2 separate regions of the Homo sapiens genome follow, and region 2 is linked to region 1. The links are chromatin contacts, found by Hi-C or POLR2A ChIA-PET in ENCODE. All regions are on one chromosome and are shown on one strand. Each heading gives the region's core, a stretch centred on a gene start or an enhancer-like site at or near the end of the contact. The rest is flanking DNA. Distances are from core to core; before and after follow the strand shown. Region 1 has its middle 7.8 kb from the start of MRTFA. Region 2 holds the start of CYB5R3 (cytochrome b5 reductase 3).

The links. A loop is a pair of places that touch in the nucleus more often than their neighbours do. ChIA-PET counts read pairs that join two places held with the same protein, here RNA polymerase II (POLR2A).
Region 2: a loop to region 1 is called in a map of breast epithelium, with 30 times the contacts of the local background. The contact joins the promoter of CYB5R3 here to the enhancer-like site in region 1. A Hi-C loop is called at or near these places in 1 of 168 maps with a recorded cell type or tissue (breast epithelium). POLR2A ChIA-PET finds 5 or more read pairs at or near these places in 1 of 52 experiments (activated B cell).

The regions. Positions count from the first base shown.
Region 1 is chr22:40,642,121-40,647,012 of GRCh38, reverse strand. No RefSeq gene overlaps it. Among named protein-coding and RNA genes, the nearest start is that of MRTFA, 7.8 kb to the right of the region's middle. Within about 2 kb of position 2,217, at least 6 of the 41 ENCODE cell types and tissues checked have a DNase peak (open chromatin) inside an H3K27ac peak, as active enhancers do.
Region 2 is chr22:42,646,505-42,651,624 of GRCh38, reverse strand. It overlaps CYB5R3 (cytochrome b5 reductase 3), which reads left to right and starts at 2,233. Exons shown (of 9, transcript NM_000398.7): 1 at 2,233-2,330. The coding sequence starts at 2,310. RefSeq lists silencers at 1,753-1,852, 2,163-2,352, 2,373-2,722 and an enhancer at 1,245-2,058.

The sequences.
Region 1 (4,892 bases), core at 968-3,467:
ATTTTTTGAAATATTGTATTATTTTTCTTAATTGCTAAGTTTTTGGCATCCACTTAAATTTTGTGTCTGATTCTCCTCACCCTAGGCTATAACATCATGGCAAGCTTTTATTTAAGAAAAAAAAAATCTTTGCAAGTTTTTTTGTTGTTGTTGTTGTTATTTTTTTTGAGACAGAGTCGAGCTCTGTCGCCCAGGCTGGAGTGCTCGAGTGCAGTGGCGTGATCTCGGCTCACTGCAAGCTCCGCGTCCTGGGTTCACGCCATTCTCCTGCCTCAGCCTCCTGAGTAGCTGGAACTACAGGCGCACAACACCACGCCCAGCTAATTTTTTGTATTTTTAGTAGAGACGGGGTTTCAGCATGTTAGCCAGGATGGTCTCGATCTCCTGACCTCGTGATCCGCCCGCCTCGGCCTCCCAAAGTGCTGGGATTACAGGCGTGAGCCACCGCGCCCGGCCAAGTTTTTGTTTTTAAAACAAAATCTTTTTGTTCCACAAGCAATAAGAACTTTCAGTTCAGTTCCACCTCTTGGTTGTTTACCAGCGCGGCCTCTTCTCTACTCCAGGGGGCAAAAACGGGGTTACAGTTCTCAACCACCAGGGGGCGTCAAAGAACAACTGATAATCGAACCGTTCCTAAGGACGTCCTCCAGGAATATTCCCCAGCCTGGATTCCTTTTCTTGCTGAAGAAAACCCATCCATTTTGAGTTCTCTGCCTGTCAAGTACTTCAGTCTCAAGTAGGCCCCGACTACATGAGCTAGATTCGAGGTTATGTTTGGATTGTATCCTGAAAGTACCCAAAGAAGACATTTATATTGGCTGCAATGATCAGAAAGCCAGAATAAAATCCCACGGGGGTTTGAGTTAATCAAACTTGTGTTTAAACTTTGGCATGTGTGATGCAAATCAAGGTCGCTGGGTAGGGATACCAAGCTTCCTAGTTTCCCCTGGTCAGTAAAAGTCCTGCATCTTGACCCTTCAGTTCCTGCAAACTGGACTGTTGGTCCCTCTACCTGCTTGACCCTCAGTTTTCATCATCTGTGAAATGGACATAAGGCTGGTACCTTCTATGAAGTGTTCATGGAAGAATTCAATGAGATGATGATGTACACAGTAGGTGCTGAATAAAAACTAGCTCAGTTTTGTGATCAAGTGATATACTAGGTGTTTGCAATCCCAGGGATGACCCAATAAAACTATGTAAACAGAGCCCTAGCTTTTTTTGTTTGTTTGTTTTTTAGACGGAGTCTCACTCTGTCACCCAGGCTGGAGTGCAGTGACACTATCTCAGCTCACTGCAACAACCTCTGCCTCCAGGGTTCAAGTGAGTCTCCTGCCTCATCCACCTGAGTAGCTGGGATTACAGACACTCACCACCATGCTCGGCTAATTTTTGTGTTTTTAGTAGAAACAGGGTTTCATCATGTTGGCCAAGCTGGGCTCCAACTCTTGGCCTCAAGTGATATGCCACCTTGGCCTCCCAAAGAGGTGAGATTACAAGTGTGAGCCACTGCACCCGATTGAGCCCCAGTATTTAAAAAAACTTTAATATAATAGAGATGGGGTCTTGCTATGTTGCTCAGGCTGGTCTTGAACTCCTGGGTTCAAGCCATCCTCCCACTTCGGCCTCCCAAAATGCTGGCATTACAGGTATGGGCCACCTTGCTTGGTCACAGAGCCCTAGCATTTTAACACCTCACTTATACATTTAATTCACTTCCAAAGATATTTGCTGAGTGCTTACTACATTTGAAGAAATTGTTAGCAGTTTAAAGGTTATGGGCATATTTTTTTTTTAAATTATTGCCCTTTCTCAAGGATGCTATAATGTCTAGGGGACAGAGATATGGAAAGTGTTTACAGGGTAGAGGGGAAAAAACTCCATGCTGATTGTTCCCCTCTTGTGGGTCTTTATTTCCTCCTGGCTGGATAACAGTAGTGGTTTAATTTATCTTTCCAGCCCCACTTCACTCTCCTTCCATTCCAACTGACAAACTACCAGGTGAATCTTAAGACAGTCTGGATTCTGTTTTCCAGAACGTAATGCCTCCTTTACCATGGCGTTCTTTTTACAACAAGGCCTCAGCAAACTTTCAAACCTTATCTCTCAAACAACCCAGGTGACTCCCTTGCTCAAACATGTCCTCTGTTTTCCTTCCTCCACGTTATTACTCACAGTGTTTCCTAAGTTGGAGTGCCCCACCTCATTACTGCCTGTCAAACATAAGCTCTTTCATGTGTTGCCTCAGTGGGTTCTCCACCAGACAGGAACACTCCCTTCCTAGACCAGACCTCATTCTACTATCCTTTCAGCATTGTTCGTGTTAGCATCATTTCATGGACCCTGTTCTTGATTGTGGCAAAGCTGATCTATTTCACCTTTTTATATTTCCTCTAGTTCCTTGTATGTAGCCAACAAATGTTTATTGAATTACACCCAGGATCTTATTTATTTATTTATTTATTTATTTATTTATTGAGACAGAGTCTTATTCCATCACCCAGGTTGGAGTGCAGTGGTGCGATCTTAGCTCACTAACAGGCTCCATCTCCCAGGTTCAAGCGATTTTCCTGCCTCAGCCTCCCGAGTAGCTGGGATTACAGGCATGCACCACCACACCTGGCTAATTTTTGTATTTTTAGGAGAGATGGCATTTCACCGTGTTGGCCAGGCTGGTCTCAAACTCCTGGACTCAAGTGATCCACCTGCCTCAGCCTCCCAAAGTGCTGGGATTACAGGCGTGAGCCACTGCACCCGGCCCCAGGATCTTAATTTTAATATCCGTATCCTAGCTTTGCTAGTTTTAAGCTGTGTGATATTGAGCAAGTTACTTAACCTCTCTAAGCTTCAGTTTCCTCATGTGAAATAAGATAATGCACTTGGAATGCTTTAGCATTCTGCTTGTTACAATAGGAGCTACAGATTGTCAGAGAAAGAAAAGATCCACCTACGTTGGAGGAATATGGGAGGGCTTCCTGGAGGAAGTGGGATGTCAGCTGGGATTTGAATAGATGAAGATAAAAGAGGACATTCTAGACAAAAAAACTAATCAGAACAAAGACTTAAGAAGAAATAGGAAAGCACAGGATGTGCTGAAGACGGAGTTGATCAAGTCCTGGAAAATACTTTTGGAGAGATTCTCCATGAAGAGAAATAGAGAGGGAAAGGATGGGGGAGTAACTTTTCTCAGAGTATGAATTAACAGGTTGGAAGGAGGAAGATCAGTCTTCAGTGGTTCGCTGAAGGTTCCTGTCATTGGATTTGCCCCTTTCAGCAGCAGCAGCAGAATCAGAAGTGGTGGCCAGTGGATAGGTGACAGAATGAAATCAGCACATGTTTTCAGCAAGGTGCAAAGAAGGATGGAAATGGACAGAAGGACAACTGGCTGCTCATGATTAGCAGAGTGAGGCTTAAAGTTTTACATTTGTGTTAAAGAATTAATTATAGAGGCAGGAGAATTGCTTGAATCCGGGAGACGGAGGTTGCAGTGAGCCAAGATCCCGCCACTGCAATCCAGCCTGAGCGACAAGAGCGAGACTCCATCTCAAAAAAAAAAAAAAAAGAATTAATTATAGAAATACAAGAGTGAATTTGGCTTAGTATCAGTTTTTGGGAAAAGCTCTAGAGGGAAGGGGGTGGAAAGGATTGGTTATAAAGTCAGGTTGAGCCAAAGGGTCAGTGCAGCCACTAGATCTGCCGATGCAAATATAAAATGAAGCCAGGCACGGTGGCTCACACCTGTAATCCCAACACTTTGGGAGACCAAGGCGGGCAGATCACTGGAGGCCAGGAGTTCAAGACCAGCCTGGCCAACATGGTGAAACCCTGCTATCTACTAAAAATACAAAAAAATTAGCCAGGTGTGGTGGTACATGCCTGTAGTCCCAGCTACTCAGGAGGCTGAGGCAGGAGAATCACTTGGACCCGGGAGGCAGACGTTGCAGTGAGCCAAGATTGCACCACTGCACTCCAGCCTGGGCAATAGAACAAAACTCTGTCATAAATAAATAAATAAAAATTAAAAAAAAAGTAATAAAAAATAAATAAAATGAACCAGGCACGGTGGCTTACAATTGTAATCCCAGTGTTTGGGAGGCTGAGGTGGAAGGATCACTTGAAGCCAAGAGTTTGGGACCAGCTTGGGCAACATAACCAGGCCCTGTCTCTACAAAAAAAATTTAAAAATTAGTTGAGCAAGGTGGTGAGCATCTGTACTTCCAAGCTCCTTGGGAGGCTGAGGTGGGAAGATCGCTTGAGCCCAGGTGTTGGAGGCTGCAGTGAGCTATGATCACACCACTGCACTCTAGCCTGAGTGACAGAGTAAGACCCTGTCTCCATATACACATGCAAAAAGTATAGTTTAATAGTAGACGTAGGGAGTCAGACCGAGGAAGGCCACAGGCTCACGGTACTGTTTGGCAGTCAGGTCAGGTCATACCTGAGCACTTTACATAGTTACATTTTTGCTGCAACAATAGGAATGTGTTAGCCCACAGCGGACAACTCAAATGATGCCTCCTGAGCAGGTAAGTGCACCCATGCCCCAGCTGCTGTGAGTGTTGGCTGCTAAGGGTTCCCAGCTGCACAAAATTTCAGAGAATTGCCCTCATTTGAAGGGAGTGGCCTTGGGGACCTTAACTTCCTTAGGGCCCACAACCACTGACATAGACTAGGGGACAAAAAGCTGTCCATGCCTCAAGGTGAGTGACTGTGGTGTTGTTTCTGCCCAGAGCTCTCCTATGTGCATCAGGCCAAGGAAAGATCAGGCTGAGCCTTACTCGAGTCTCTTCCCTTCTCTGTCTTGCTCATCTTCCTCCCTTACAGGTTTTTCCTCCCTCACTAAGTCCTGTTCATTGGCTCTGTCTTACAGGCTCTGTTTCTAAGGGCCCTGA
Region 2 (5,120 bases), core at 984-3,483, 2.0 Mb before region 1:
CGCTTGAACCCCGGAGGTTGCAGTGAGCCGCGATTGCAGTGAGCCTGGCAACAGAGCAAGACTCCGTCTCAAAAAAGAAAAACCAACCAACCAACCAAACAAACAAAAAAAACAGTAGGTCAGGTGGGTGGGTAGGCAGACGGGCATGGTGGCTCATGCCTGTAATCCCAGTGCTCCGGGAGGCTGTGGTGGGAGGATGGCTTGAGCTGCAGTGAGCTGTGACTGCATCACTACACTCCAGCCTGGGCATCAGAGCGAGATCTCTTCTCTGGGTAAATAAACCCAGTGAGTCACTCCCTCAGCTACCTAGATCCTGCAGGGCTCCCCATTCTCCTTGACATTCCAGTTCTTTCCACCCGGGGCTCCACATTGCCTCCCCAACGTCACATCACACCCCAGCTCGGCTGTATCAGCCCCTCTAACCTTGCCCATCAGGCCTCTGTTCACCTGTCTCCACCTCCAGGCCCTGCCAGCAAGGCGCTTCTCCCTTTCTCTGCCTGGTCTGTGCCACGTTGCCTGAACACACAGCCCACCCCATCCCCTCAGAGCACCAGGAGCTCACATCTGGGTCCAAGACCCTACCAGGAGAGCAAGGCAAGAGAATGACGCTAAGGCCCAGCATGAGCCTACACAGAGAAGGTGCCCACTGTCTGTCAAATTCATCCATTCAACAAGTATTTAGGCTGCTCATCGTGGCTCACGCTTATAATCCCAGCACTTTGGGAGGCCAAGGTGGGAGGATGGCTTGAACCCAGGAGTTCCGGACCAGCCTGGGCAACATAGTGAAACCCGTCTCTACAAAAAAATGCAAAAATGGCCGGGCGCGGTAGTTCCCACCTGTAATCCCGGCACTTTGGGAAGCCGAGGCAGGTGGATCACCTGAGGTCGGAAGTTCGAGACCAGCCTCACCAACATGTTGAAACACCGTCTCTACTAAAAATACAAAATTAGGCCGGGCGCGGTGGCTCACGCCTGTAATCCCAGCACTTTGGGAGGCCGAGGCGGGCGGATCACGAGGTCAGGAGATCGAGACCATCCTCGCTAACACGGTGAAACCCCGTCCCTACTGAAAATACAAAAAATTAGCCGGGCGCGGTGGGGTGCCTGTAGTGCCAGCTACTCGGGAGGCTGAGAATGGCGTGAACCCTGGAGGCGGAGCTTGCATTGAGCCGAAATGGCGCCACTGCATTCCAGCCTGGGGGACAGGGCGAGACTCTGTCTCAAAAAAAAAAAAAAAAAAAAAAAAAAAAAGATTAGCTGGTTAGCCAGATGTGGTGGCACATGCCTGTAATTTCGGGAGGCTGAGGCAGGAGGATCTGTTGAACCCTGGAGGCGGAGTTTGCGGTGAGCCGAGATCGCGTCAATGCATACCAGCCTGGGCAACAAGAGCGAAACTGCGTCTCAAAAAAAAAAACAATTAGCCGGACGTGGTGGCATGTGCCCAGCTACTCAGGAGGTTGAGGCAGGAGGAACACTTGAGCCTGGGAGGTTGAGGCTAAAGTGAGCTGTGATCAGGCTCCTGCATTCCAGTCTGGGCAAGAGTGAGACCCTGCTTTACCAAAAAAAAAAAAAAAAAAAAAGGTATTTATTGAGCACCTACTATATGCTAGGCTCTGTGTGGCTAGGCTCTGGGGATGTACGGGACTTCAAACCAGATAGGGCCTTGCCCTCCGGGAGCGCACAGTCCACTGGGATGGGGTGGGAGTGGGGGAAACACGCAGGAGGCCTTCAGCTAAGTGGGACAAAGATCACTCCACAGTGGGACAATGGCGTGGGGAGCGGAGGCGCCGCCGGCGAGGAGGCTCCGGGCGGGCCGTGCTGAGACCGCAGCATTTAACCCGGCCCGAGGCAGCTGGGAACAGTGCTGCCCAGGGAACTACAAATTCAAAGGCCCGGGGAAGGGCCGCGCTGAGCAGCTGCAGGCACAGGCCCAGGCCAGGCCAGGCAGGACCGGCCCCTGCAGTCTCGGAGGCCGGGGGAAGATTCCGCCTCTTATTCTCGCTCCCATCCGGGGGGCGCCATCTTGCTTCCTTTATGGCGGCGAACGAGGCCCAGAGAGGCCACCGTCCCGCGCGGGGCAGCACAGCGGCGGGAGAGCTCGGAGCGCAGAGGGCCGCATCCCCAGTTCCCAGTCTCCATCCCCGGCAGAAGCAGGCGGAGCGACCCGGTCCCCGCCCCCGCGCCCGCCCCGCCCCGCGCGCCCGCCTGGCCCCTCGGCCCCGCCCCTGCTCCGGAGTGACGCGGGCCCGGGCGCGACGGTCTCGGCGGCGGCGGCGGCGGCGACAGAGCGAGCGCGGCGCGGGGCCACCATGGGGGCCCAGCTCAGCACGGTAGGCGGGGAGGGGGCGCCGGGGCCGCGGGGCGTCGCGAGGGACTGGGACCCGGCGGCGAGGGGGCGGGCTGGCCTGCGGGAGGTGACGCGGGACCCGGGCCGCACCCGGCCGCACCCACTTCGCCCGCCCAGCCCGCCGCGCCCCACCCCACCCCACAAGGGCCTGGGCGAGCTACGTGGTGACCGCTACTTACGCCCTGGCAGTCTGCAGCGGGGACCCAGCCCTCCTGCCCGGGGGGCGCGCCAGAGCCCAGCACCCGGGGGCACCTGGGCCCTGCCCTGGCCGCCGTGGGGCCTTGGCTGCTGGAGGGACCCGTGGTTGTGAGCGTGTGTGCCGCTGAGTGTGAGTGTGTGAGCGAGCGTGTGAATGGCTTGAGAGTGAATGTGTGTGTGAGTGTGACCGTGGGTGTGAAGGGCGGGCATGGAAACGTGTGATGGGGTGTGTGTGTGTGTACGGGAGTATGTGAATGGGCGATGTCACTGACTGCGACTGAACGTGTGTGTGTGTGCGATGTCACTATGTCAGAGGGTTTTGCACGTTTAGCAACAAGGAACAGAACCCGGATGACACGGGGGCATCCTCCCAATGCTCAGTGGGCCAGGCTCCCATCAAGGCCAGGCTCCCACTGACCCTGCAAGCTGTGCTGGGGACCTCACACTTTGCGGTGTCAGTGCTGTTTGCCCCATTTCACAGATGGGGAAATGCAAACTAGTCTTGGCCACCGTCCCACAACGCTGCCGCCGGAAGGAGCCTGCTCCATGGGGTTTCAAAGTCCACTCTGCTGCTGTCACTCCTGGGCTGGCCTAGAGCCACCTTCCCTTCCCCCCAGGCCACCTCCTCTCCCCAGTTTCTCAAAAGTTGACCATGGTGAGGCTGGAGGCTTGAGTCTGTGTGGACATGTGGAGGCTGCGGCTGCAGAGGGCAGCTCTCCTGTCAACTGTGACCCGCTAGGCGTGGGGAGGCTGGCACAGGAGGAATCAGCCCAGTGCTCCTCCACCTCCACCTCTACCTCTATGCCTGGCATCTGCCACTTGGAGGGCACCTGGGTCCTCCCTCCTTGGGGAGGACCTGGAGTCTCCTCCTTGGGGATCCAGGCAAAAGGCCTCTTGGCTTGGGTGGTTGCTAAGGAAAGTGTGGCCCAACCCAGAACTTCGGGATGTTCAGACCCCAGGCAACCTTGGCCAGGGTGAACCTGTGGGCATCACCCCAACCTCCATGCAACACCCGGCCCATTTTTCCCCAGAAAGCATCTGCCTCCTTTATTGTTGAAATGTCCTGCCTGTGTCTCTAAAGCTTCCCCTGGTCTCCACCCAACCCTTCCCTGCTGTTTTTGGTGGTGTTCCATACCTTCCAGCTGGTGGTTGGATTTATGGCCACGTCCCCTGCACCTGGCTGCTCCATACATTTCTTTTTTCTTTTTTCTTTTTTGAGAAGAGTCTCTCACCCAGACAGTAGTGCAGTGGCGCGATCATAGCTCACTGCAGCCTCAACCTCTTGGGCACAAGTGATCCTTCTACCTCAGTGTCCTGAGTACAGGCACGTGCCAATATGCCTGGCTAAGTTTTTTTTTTTTGAGATGGAGTCTCTCTCTGTCACCCAGGTTGGAGTGCAGTGGCATGATCTCAGCTCACTGCAACCTCCACTTCCTGGGCTCCAGCAATTCTCCTGCCTCAGCCTCCCAAGTAGCTGGGATTACAGGCACTCGCCATCACACCTGGGCTTCGCCATCTTGGCCAAGCTGGTCCCGAACTCCTGACCTCAGATGATCCACCTGCCTCAGCCTCCCAAAGTGCTGGGATTACAGGAGTGAGCCACTGTGCCTGGCCTAATTTTTTGTATTTTTAATGGAGACAATGTCTTGCTATGTTGCCCAGGCTGGCCACAAACTGAGCTCAAGTGATCCTCCCATCCCAGCTCCTCAAAGTGCTGGGATTACAGGTGTGAACGCCGTTCTTGGCCTCATTCCATATATTTCTGTTGAATGGCTGAGCAGTCCTCTGTAAGGGGCAGAGCACTGCCTGGGAGTCGGGAGACCTCCACCAACCCTCCCCCGCCCAGCCCCATCTCTCCAAGGGTGGGTGGGGATTACCCTTTGTGGGTGCTGCTGGGATCCTCGCTTGGCCCAGAATGTCTCCAGCACATTCTGAGCCAGGCCTCCTGGCTTACGGGCTCCCCACAGTCTGGAGGAGGCTGGCTGGGGGCCTGGTGCTCTAGGTGTCTTATCTAAGACATGCAGGCCCCATGGGAGGCCTCTCCCAACACTTTGTGGGATCCAGGCCAGGGGTTGGCCCTGGAGTCTGCCAGCCACACTGGGAAAACATTGGAGCTTGGTCTGCCATCCTGAACTGTGGTTCCCCTGCCTCCCAGCCCGGCTGTGAGTGCTCAGCGACCCTGACAGGCTGACAGGTACAGTCTGCCGGGCTTTCCTACTGTCCCTGGCAGCCCCATGCTTACTCTGCGGCCCAGATCCCAGCTCTGTGTCCACCTGTTCCTTCTCCTGGGTTCCCTTCCCCCACAGTTCCCAGCCAAGCCAGAGCCCCCCACTGCAGAACTTCCTCCACTCCCTCCCACTTCCTCCCGGTTAGAACAGGACCAGGAGGGAGGTGCCGCTCAGATTCTGGCAGGACCGCTGGCGGGCAGGCAGGGGACAGGTAAGCAAGTCACCCGACTGGCTTGTCTAAGCTCCAGGGCAGGGAGCTGGCACCTGGGGAGGACCGGGCCTGCCAGGTCGGGGGCCCTGGCAGCTCTCTCTGCCCACCCCTAACCTGGCCTGGGCAGAGTGGAGGC